Linked DNA regions of Homo sapiens: region 1 is linked to region 2. Evidence: read pairs that join two places in POLR2A ChIA-PET (ENCODE). Cell type or tissue: PC-3. All regions are shown on one strand. Each heading gives the region's core, and the rest is flanking DNA. Links, peaks and the distances in the headings are about the cores only.

What was found. Peaks named below come from ENCODE experiments on the same cell type or tissue, not always from the same donor. Only the 100,000 strongest peaks of a DNase experiment are listed, where the experiment ranks them.
Region 1: POLR2A ChIA-PET joins it to region 2 with 10 read pairs; 5 of 35 experiments call an interaction of 5 or more read pairs at or near these places.

The regions. Positions count from the first base shown.
Region 1 is chr12:49,412,003-49,417,373 of GRCh38, forward strand. All of the region lies in intron 2 of SPATS2 (spermatogenesis associated serine rich 2), which reads left to right. Among named protein-coding and RNA genes, the nearest start is that of SPATS2, 47 kb to the left of the region's middle. In PC-3, for the core only: no CTCF peak of the experiment used is centred there; no DNase peak of the experiment used is centred there.
Region 2 is chr12:49,345,843-49,351,213 of GRCh38, forward strand. DNAJC22 (DnaJ heat shock protein family (Hsp40) member C22) reads left to right here and starts at 1,046. Exons shown (of 4, transcript NM_001304944.2): 1 at 1,046-1,709; 2 at 1,802-2,263; 3 at 2,924-3,870. The coding sequence starts at 3,031. RefSeq lists an enhancer at 1,745-2,688 and a silencer at 1,863-2,082. In PC-3, for the core only: CTCF peaks have their summits at 1,933 (motif pointing left) and 2,134; a DNase peak (open chromatin) is centred at 2,069; H3K4me3 peaks cover 2,872 bases; H3K27ac peaks cover 373 bases; H3K27me3 peaks cover 1,187 bases.

The DNA of each region.
Region 1 (5,371 bases), core at 174-5,173, 66 kb after region 2:
TTCAAATGCAAAAGGTTTATTTTTTCCAAACTTACAGGATTTAAAGATGACGAGGCCTTAGAAATAGTGGTTATTATATGTTAGTGATGATTATTTTAGTTCTGCAGATACAACTGCATTTTAAAACACTATAAATTAGTGTTATATTGCAGAGGAGATAGCATGACCATCAGTCTCAAATTACCTAATAATTTATTTTATTTTATTTTTGAGATGGATTCTCTCTCTGTCGCCTAGGCTGGAATGCAGTGGCGCCGTCTTGGCTCACTGCAACCTCTGCCTCCTGGGTTCAAGCGATTTTCCTGCCTCAGCCTCCCGAGTAGCTGGGATTATAGGTATGCGCCACCATGCCCAGCTAATTTTTGTGTTTTTGGTAGAGGCAGGGTTTCACCATGTTGGCCAGGCTGGTCTTAAACTCCTGACTCCTGACCTCGGGTGATCGGCCTGCCTTGGCCTCCCAAAGTGCTGGGATTACAGGCGTGAGCTACTGTGCCCGGTTAAATTACTTAATAATTTAAAAAATAATTGTAAAATAAATGTTAGTAGGCAGTAAACCATTGATTATGTGTGTGTGTAAATAATTAGAAGTCGTTTCAGGCTGGGCATGGTGGCTCATTCCTGTAATCCCAGCACTTTGGGAGGCTGAGGTAGGAGGATCGCTTGAAGCCAGGAGTTTGAGACTTCAGTGAGCCATGATCACAACACACTGTACTACTACAGCCTGGGCAACAGAGTGAGACGCTCATTCTAAAAAAAAAAAAATTCAAATAGTGTTTGAAGTTAGATAATAATATTTAAAGTTAGATTCAAATAATATTTAAAGTTAGATTGGCATAAATCTTGAAACTTCTAATGATTTTGTCACATTGTAATTGGATAAATGTTAAAACAATTATAAAAATATCTTTTGCCATGGTCAAATTAAACATTTCAGCTGGGGAAAGAAGAAGGAACTGAGTAAGCATAAAGCTAGTATTTGATGTTAATTGATTGGTAATATAGAAAGGCAGGCTAAGTTTGAACTTCCCGAGTCTCAGGCTGGGGTCTCCAGACACGTTGTTAAACAGTTGTTTTGTTCCTTAGTAAGGAACAAAACAACTCCAAACTTAGTGCATAAAACCCTCATGGTTTTGGGGGTTGACTGGGCTCAGCTAAGTGGTTCTTGCTCAAGTTCTGTCATGTAGTTGTAGTCAGATGGTGACTGAGCCTAGAGATATGTTGATGGCTTCCTTCTGTACTTACATATCTGACAGGAGCAGGGAAGTTCAAATAGGCAGGGGATGGAACAGCTACGGCGCCTTGGACATCTCTCTCTATTTTCGTGTAGTCACTCCAGCATAGGGACTTTATGGTAGCCAGACTACTGTAACTTTTTAATTTTAATTTTAATTTTTTTTTTCCCCGTAGAGACAGGGTCTTGCTGTGTAGCTCAGGCTGTCCTGGAACTCCTGGGTTCAAGTGATCCTCCTGCCTCAGCCTCTCAAAGTACTGGGATTATAGGTGTGAGCCACCCTATCTTGCCAGCACGTCATATTCCAAGGGTACTTCAGTCTGCTCTCTGGTCACAAATTATTTTCATTCCTCCCACTTACAGAATACACTCACCCCTTCTTAAGGCCCCCAGAATCTCGCCTAATACATTTCAGCATTAGTCTCAGGTTTGAGGTCCAGGATCTTGCTTTCTAAATCAGATCCAGGTATAAATAAGGCTACTCAGATATGGTTCCTTGGGTGTAGCTCTTTGACTACCATTGCTTTCACTCTGAAGACCTGTGAACTAAACAGACAGGGCATCTCCCCCCATTCCCAGCCTACCCAGTATGCAACACTGGACAGGCAGAAGATAACCACTGTATTCACTCCTGTTCAGAAATACAGAAAAATGGGAGGAACACAGTCATGGGTCCACAGCAATTCTGAAATCCAAGCAGGCATGTATTACCAGTTCTGTAACATTATTGGAGGGATCAGCCCTACTGCCTAGGAATGATCCTCCATAGCTCTTGGTCTGCCTTTTGAATTCTTCCTTTTCCATAAAATGTACTGTGTTGCAATAGAGTACTTTTCTTGGCTTCTTTCCTGCCTATAGAAGTTTGGGTGTCCAGAAGCCTCTTTTCATTTTGTATGGTCTCTGTCCCTTTTAGTCCAAGATGACAGTGTTTCTGAACATAAAATTCTCTTTAAAACTTAGTAGATTTTCTGTGACTCTTATGGGAAGGGAGTTTTAATGTATTAGATAAAAGCCACACTTGCACATTGATAGAACATGTAGAGCTTAGGTTTCCTATATGGCTTTTGTGGGACAACACCTTTAGAATTCTTAGAAGGCCTTTTGTTTGAAACAATCTATGAGGTACCACCTTAAATGTCTTTGACATCTGAACTAGGAGTAGGCAAAGGCCATCGAACTAAGACTTGTTTTTATATTTTCAAAGGGTTAAAAAAAAAAGTTCAACAGAGACTGTATATGGCCCTCAGCCTAAAATATTTATCTGGTCCTTTGCAGAAAATGTTTGCTGACTCTTGGTCTAAATAAAGTTTTAATCTTCATGCCAATTTACCCTGGTCTGCTTTGGATTTGATCTTTGCCCAGAAGGCTTTTTTATTTTTTTATTTTTTTGAGACAGGTTCTTGCTCTGTCTCAAAGGCTGGAGTGCGGTGGTGTGATCATAGCTCACTGCAGCCTTGAACTCCTTAGCTTGTGACCCTCCCACCTCAGCCTCCTGAGTAGCCAGGACTATAGGCAGGCACATGCCTGGCTAATTTTTAAATTTTTGGTAGAGACAGAGTCTCACTATGTTGCCCAGGCTGGTCTTGAACTCCTGGCCTCAAGCGATCCTCCTACCTTGGCCCCACAAAGTGCTGGGATTTTAGGCATGAGCCACTGTGCCTAGCCCAGGGAGCATTTCTTTCTTTTTCTTTTTTTCTTTTTCTTTTCTTTTTTTTTTTTTTTTGAGACAGAGTTTAACTCATGTTGCCCAGGCTGGAGTGCAGTGGCGGGATCTCGGCTCACTGCAACCTCTGCCTCCCGCATTCAAGTGATTCTCCTGCCTTAGCCTCCCGAGTAGAGGCACGTGCCACCACGCCCAGCTAATTTTTGTATTTTTTTAGTAGAGATGGGGTTTCACCATATTGGGCAGGCTGGTCTCGAACTCCTGACCACCTGATCTGCCCCCCTCAGCCTCCCAAAGTGCTGGGATTACAGGCTAATTTTGTATTTTTAGCAGAGATGGGGTTTCACCATATTGGTCAGGCTGGTCTCAAACTCCTGACCTCAGGTGATCCACCCACCTCGGCCTCCCAAAGTGCTGGGATTACAGGCATGAGTCACTGTGCCTGGTCTGGGACATTTCTTAATTTGAGAAATGTTTGCTATATGGGAAGGCTGGGAATAAGAAACAGTTTAATTTTTGGACCTAGCAACTCATTGCTCCTTATATTCTATATACTGCTTGGAAATTGTATAATTTCTTCTGGAGCTTATCTCTCTCTATCTGTACTTTCTTATACACAGCTAAAAGAAACCAGTTGATACTTGATATTCTACCTGGAAATCTCCTTATCTAGTCTGTCAGTTCATTAATTATATTTTCTGTTTTCCACATTACTGCAGATGACAGCTTTGCTAAAGTTTTTCTGTGGTTACCCAATAAAATTCTTCAGCTTCCGGTAACGCTTTTTGCATTTACTTTTAAGCCAGGGGCCTGCAACCTTTTTCTGTAAAGGGCCAGATAGTAAATATTTTAGGCTTTTTGGGCCATATGATCTCTGGCATACTTATACAATATGTAAACTAATAGGTATGGCTGTGTTCCAATAAAACTTTATTTACAAAAACAGGCAGCAGGTTGAATTTCACCTACAGACTGTAGTTTGCTCATCTCTGTTTTAAGTCTTTACGACAGCCTCCTTGAGGCCTTTGTTAACATTTTTCTCAAGACCCTGCAGGCCTTGGCTTACACTCTCAAGGCCCTTTTTGCTTTCCTTTGCTGCTCAGTGTTAAGACCAAACATTTTACTTTTTTTTTTTTTTTTAATGGCAGAACAAAAAAATCTACTCCCTGTACCAAAATCTGTTTTGGTTATCTATTGCTGTGTAACACACATCCCAAATTTAGCAGTGTAAAACAAAACTCCGTTTTATCTTTTATGGTTCTGATGTTTGGGCTTGGCTAGGCAGATCTTTTTTAGGGTTTCTCTTGAAGGTGCAGTCAGGTCATAGCTGGGGTTGGAATCACTTAGAAGCCTTCCTCACCAGCGTCTCTTATGCAGTTGGAGATAGATGGTAGCTGGGCCTGGAGTCATTATCTCAGAGGGATCCTCATTCATATGAGGTGGCTGGGCTGGGAAGCCTTAACAGCTGGTGTTTCCAGACATCTCTCTAACCCTGTGAGGCTTACTGGGTATCTTATATGGTGACTTGGACTTTGAAGTTGCCTGAGAGAGCACCTGGCAGAAGTTTTATCACCTTTTTATTTTATTTTATTTTATTTTATTTTATTTTGAGATGGAGTCTCGTTCAGTCGCCCAGGCTGGAGTGCAGTGGCTTGATCTCAGCTCACTGTAACCTCCGCCTCCTGGGTTCAAGCAATTCTCCTGCCTCAGCCTCCCACTGGGATTACAGGCACCCATGACCACGCCCGACTAATTTTTTTGAATTTTTAGTAGAGGTGGGGTTTCACCATGTTGGCCAGGCTGGTCACGAACCCCTGACCTCAAATGATTTGCCCACCTCAGCTTCCCAAAGTGTTGGGATTACAGGCGTGAGCCACTGTGCCTGGCCTTTATCACCTTTATGACCTAGCTTCTGAGGTTGCTCAGTGCCCCTTCTGTTGCATTCCCTTCATGGGGAGAAGAATGAGACTCTACCTTTTGATGGGAGAAGGATGAAAGAATTTGCAAACGTATTTTAAAACACCAGACACCCCACATATATACCTATCAACAAGTTTTGGAAGCTAGACAACGTGTCAGGCTTTTCTCTTCCCTTTTTCACTAGGCAGGGAGATGAAAGATGGCCTCTCTTCTTTTAAATGTTCAAGAACTGGTTTGTCAAGAGCTGTGGAAGAAGACTTCCCAGTAATAAAAACCTCTTTTCTTCAGTAGGGACAGGACCTGGGAACTTTGGACTGACATTTGATTTCCTCTCTTTTCCTTTTGTATCAGAGTAGGCTTAATGATGCTTCTCTCTCAAAAGAGGAAACAAAAAGAAATTAAAATCTCTGTATTAAAATTTTTACCATTTAGGGATTAGCTTGAATCCATAAGTAACATCTTTGCAAGGGTTAAAGAATATATGTGCCTGTTTGTCATTCACACTTTCAGTTGAATTAGTTTAGCTAGCTTTCTTAATTCTTGTAGGGATACTCCTA
Region 2 (5,371 bases), core at 83-5,082:
GTCACGCTCTGCTGGGGAAACCGAGGCAGCCGATGCTGAGAATAGCCAAAAAGTTAAAAGCGGGGTCAGCGACGAAGCTGGGGCAGCAACCAGAATTCCTGCGTGGGTTTTTTGGATTCCTCCGCCCACGCGGGGCCAGTTTGCGGGTAAATGCACCACCGCGCCCCGCACCACAGCTCAGACCCTTTCCTCTCGCTGCAGTTTGTCAGATCCCCCCACCTCCCACTCTGCACCAGTTTATAGAACAACAATTTGGGGAAAACAATCCGGGCGGAGTGACGGCCCCGTAATTGTGACAAAGTGAGTGCGGGCGGCTGGAGAGAGCGCTAGGCCGGGAGCGCTGCAGGGCGAGGCGGAGGCAGGGGCGCCTCCCCCCGCCCTGCCGCCCCCTCGTTCTTATTCCGGTCACCTCCCATCCCTCTCCTTGACTCTTCAATTCCTCTTCTCCCGGCCCCTTGCGCCTTCCTTCGCTTGTTCCTCCATCGCTCTTCCCTTTCCTCCCGGTAACAGCTCTTCTCCCGCTCCCCCGACCCCGTCGCCCCTCCCCCGGTGCGCTTTTTCCTCGCTCACTTCTCCCCTCTCCTCTGCCCTCCACTCGTTTCTTCAGCTTTTCCTCGCGCTTACATTGCCCTTGGGCCCCTGGCTCTCCCCGCACAATCCGCTTCTCTCCCTCCCCACTCCTCCCTTCCTGAGATCGAACCCTGAGCCCCTTCCCGACCCCCACTCTCTGGGCCGCCAGCGCAGCCCCGCATTTCTGGGTTCCTCGGGAAGTAAACCTGGGGGCGCGCTGCGGCCCCGGGTGCCCCGGCGGCCAGCCCCTTCCCTCTCCCTTGTATGGCTGCCGCCCCCGCCCCACCACCTGAGCCGGGAGATAGTTTGTTTGTCCAGCGGCGGCCGCCGCCGCCCACGCTGTTTGCAAAGCTTAGCGCGCCGTCGCGCAGTGCGGGCCCAATTAAGTCTCATTCATTATTCAGCGCTCCTGTCCGCCCCCGCCCCCCAGCAGTCTGAGGCGTCGCTTTGGGGCCCCTCCCAGCCTAGGCCCCTCAGTGAGCCCTAAGAGGTCATATAGAGAGCAGCATTTCCTCTCCAGGCCGAGATGAGGGCTGAGGGCGTTTGGAGGGAAGCGCTCTGCCTACTGCCGGGAGGTGACACCCGCGAGGCCGACCGTCCCCCGAAGCCCCCGCAAGTCCAGACTGGGGGACCTCGGAGATCCACGAGATTGCCAGAGAAGGAAATTGAGGCCCAAGAAGCTGCATGACTTAGCCAAGTTCACGGAGTAGAACCCGGGATTGGAGCCCGGGACATTGAAATGAAGGCGTCTTGCATTGCAGCTCCGTTGCAGCGCAGAGGCGCAGGAAGGCAGACTACCACGAGCCTCGGGCTGCGGCCTCGCCCTCCTGGTCGAGCCTCCTGCCCTCCAACCCTCTGCTCCCGTTTCTCCCTCTGGTTCATAGCCCGCGGGACAGAGCAGCCCTGGATTGGGAGGCTCCTCAGGTCTCAGGCTCAGGTGCAGAAGCAGAGCCCCTAACTGGAAGGCTCGGAGGTGGGCCGGTGAGGCAAGCAAGCCCTGTGGGGGGTTGAGGACAGCTTGGGTTGGATGTCCCTCACTGCAGCCTGTCCGTGGATGTCTCTGCCTTAAGGGAATTGGAGGTGGAACCATCCAGTCTTGAAGGTCAACGGAGCGTGAAGAGAGGAGCGTGCAGCTTGAGGTGAGGGAGGAGTCACCTTTCAATTTGTGGGGGTGGGAGGAGGTAATCAAGGACGTATTCTTGCATTTACAGGAGTTTATCCTTTTTTTTAGCACTACAGATAGGAGCGTCCCTTGCTCCTGCCAGGCAGCCCCTCCATAGGGGCAGTCCTGTGCTGCTGTGCCTCGGTACCCGCACAAGGTGTCTGGGGACCGCCCGGACCCCCCCTTCCATCGGCGGCAGCGCCACCTGGCGGCCATGGTGCGGTGGTGTGGGAGGAGCTGGGCCCGGGCTGGGCACTGAGCCCACCGGAGCTGCAGGCGTCTGCAGAGCCTTGCACCGAGTTTCCCCGCGAGGGCGGGCGGGAGGAGTCCCAGGCGGGAATGTGATCCCCAGGGGGCCGGGGAGGGCCCTGGGGAGGAGCCTGGCCTGGGGAAGCCGGACTTCCGTGACACAACAGACACAAAAGACAAAGTCCATTTGGATGGAAGTGGGAGCAGGGCGAGACGGGCCATTTTCACTCTGTGGTCAAAGGAAATGACTGGTCTGACTCGGTCTGGGAGCGGGGCACCCAGGTATGGCCACTTGATTTGGAAGTAGCGGGTGCTGGCTGGTGGTCGCTCCAGATAGAGGGGACACTGGCAGGCACGCTTGGCGTCCAGTTTGATATTGTGAGGATTTGTCCAGCTGCTGTGGAGTGGCTTTCCAAGCCGGCCTCCGAAAGAGGTGGTTGAATTGTGGGGTGCCAAGGTCTAGGTCAAACGAAGTTTTCCAGAATATTTTAATAAAGGGAATTCAGGACCCCTTTCAAGTTTGACCTGTGGGAAAATCTCATGGCCTGGAGAGTTAGGAAGGCAGGAGAGTGGCTAAAGCCTGGGCCAGGTGTGGGAGGGCAGCCACAGTTGGAGTTAAGTCAGGGGTAAGGCAGAGGCTTTCAAAATGTGTGGGAACTTTGGAAAAGCATCCAATGCAGCCCTGCCCCTCCACACATCCCCCCATGAGTCATTTGGGGTCATGGGTCTCAGGGGAAGTCTGAAATTTAAACAGCTTTCTCCTCTAAATCTGGAGTCACTGTGGTTGTAAAGAATGGGACTGAGGTGCTAGGACAAGGGATATGAGATAAATAGCACTGGGGACTCAGGCAGATCTGTACTCAACTTTTATTGGAAAGAGAAATGGTTGCTGTGTTGGAGCCTGGACATCATCTTATGACTCTACTTTTTCCCATCTCTTAGGGTCTAAGGATAACTCTGGGGCCATGACAGCCATGAGTCTCACAGAGGACCCCGAGACTTCTGTGCTGCGAGTAACCGGACTTGTTCTGAGACCTTTGCCCTAGAGGATGGCCAAGGGGCTCCTGGTGACCTATGCCCTCTGGGCTGTGGGGGGCCCTGCTGGGCTCCACCACCTGTACCTGGGAAGGGACAGCCACGCCCTGCTCTGGATGCTGACCCTGGGGGGAGGTGGGCTGGGCTGGCTCTGGGAGTTCTGGAAGCTCCCAAGCTTTGTAGCTCAGGCCAACAGAGCCCAGGGACAGAGGCAGAGCCCCAGAGGGGTGACACCCCCTCTGAGTCCCATTCGCTTTGCTGCCCAGGTGATAGTTGGCATCTATTTTGGCCTTGTGGCACTGATTAGCCTTTCTTCCATGGTCAACTTCTATATTGTGGCCCTCCCACTGGCAGTTGGCTTAGGGGTCTTGCTGGTGGCTGCTGTTGGCAACCAGACCTCAGACTTTAAGAACACTCTGGGGTCAGCATTTCTCACTTCACCTATCTTCTATGGCCGCCCCATAGCCATACTGCCCATTAGCGTGGCCGCCAGCATTACAGCTCAGAGGCATCGCCGCTACAAAGCTTTGGTGGCATCAGAGCCGCTCAGTGTGCGGCTCTATCGTCTGGGCTTGGCTTACCTTGCTTTCACAGGCCCACTGGCATACAGTGCCCTCTGCAACACAGCTGCCACCCTCAGCTATGTGGCAGAAACCTTTGGCTCCTTCTTGAATTGGTTCAGCTTCTTCCCCCTTCTTGGCCGCCTCATGGAGTTTGTCCTCCTTCTGCCTTACCGGATCTGGAGGCTACTGATGGGGGAGACTGGCTTCAACAGCAGCTGCTTTCAGGAGTGGGCGAAGCTCTATGAGTTTGTTCACAGTTTTCAGGATGAGAAGCGTCAGCTGGCTTACCAGGTAAGGCTTTCTTCCCTCAGTCCTGTCCGGTGGCTCTGGTGGCCCTCATGTGGAAGTACTGTACTTTTGTCTGTTGGCCAGGTGCTGGAAGGATATTCTGGCTTCTTTGGATATCTGTGTACAATGGGCAAAGGTTACAGATGCTGTGAGTAGGAAAAATATATGTGTATATTATTTACTTTTTATTGAGGTACAACATATATAAATTGCACTAATTTTATGTATACCTGACTCAGATCAAGGGATGGAACATTTCCAGCACTAAGAAGTTTCTTTTATTCCCCTTCTCAGCCTATACTCCCACCTTCAGAGGTCATTTCTATTCAGACTTTCGTCACCATACATTAGTTTTGCTCATTCTTCTTCTTCTTTTTTTTTTTTTGAGATGGAGTCTCGCTGTGTTGCCCAGGCTGGAGTGCAGTGGCACAATCTCAGCTCACTGCAACCTCTGCCTCCTGGGTTGAAGCGATTCTCCTGCCTCAGCCTCCCGAGTAGCTGGGACTACAGACGTGTGCCACCACGCCCGGCTAATTTTTGTATTTTTCATAGAGACAGGGTTTCGCCATGTTGGCCAGGCTGGTTTCCAACTCCTGACCTCAGGTGATCCACCCACCTTTGCCTCCCAAAGTGCTGGGATTACAGGCGTGAGCCACCGTGCCCAGCCAGGTTTGCTCATTCTTGAGCTCCAAATAAGTGGAACCATCCCGTATGTGTTCTTTTGTATTTGGCATCTTTCATCTTTCATTCAACATCATGTTTATGAGATGTATTCCTCTTGATTCTTTTTTTTTTTTTTTTTTTTTGAGATGGAGTTTCACTCTTGTTGCCTAGGCTGGAGTGCAATGGCGCGATCTCAGCTCACTGCAACCTCTGCCTCCCAGGTTCAAGTGATTCTCCTGCCTCAGCCTCCCGAGTAGCTGGGATTACAGGCATGCGTCACCACGCCAAATTAATTTTGTATTTTTAGTAGAGACGGGGTTTCTCCATGTTGGTCAGGCTGGTCTCGAACTCCCGACCTCAGGTGCTCCACCCGCCTCGGCCTCCCAAAGTGCTAGAATTACAAGCAGGAGCCACCACGCCCGACCATTATTCCTCCTGTTACTTGCAATTGTAAATTGTTTGTTTTCACTGTTGTGTAGTATCCCATTGTATGATTATACCACAGTTAATTTATTCACTCTATTGTTAATGAACATTTGGGTTGTTTATGGTTTGGGGCTATTATAAATAAAGCTGCTATGAGCTTTCTTGTACATGTCTTTGGTGGACATATATACATTTATGTCTTTTGTGGGGAAGAGATCTTGCCAGGGATATGAAGTTCCAGGTTGGAAAATGGGCAGTTGTGGTTAATGGCTCTTGCCATGAGATCTAGAGCTTGTCTATGTTTCAAAAGGCTGGAATTCTTTTTTCTAAAATAATTTTTTTCTTTTATTATTACTCTATAAGGCTGGAATTCTAACCTGAGCTGCTGGACCTTTCCCACGGGCAAGTAGAAGCC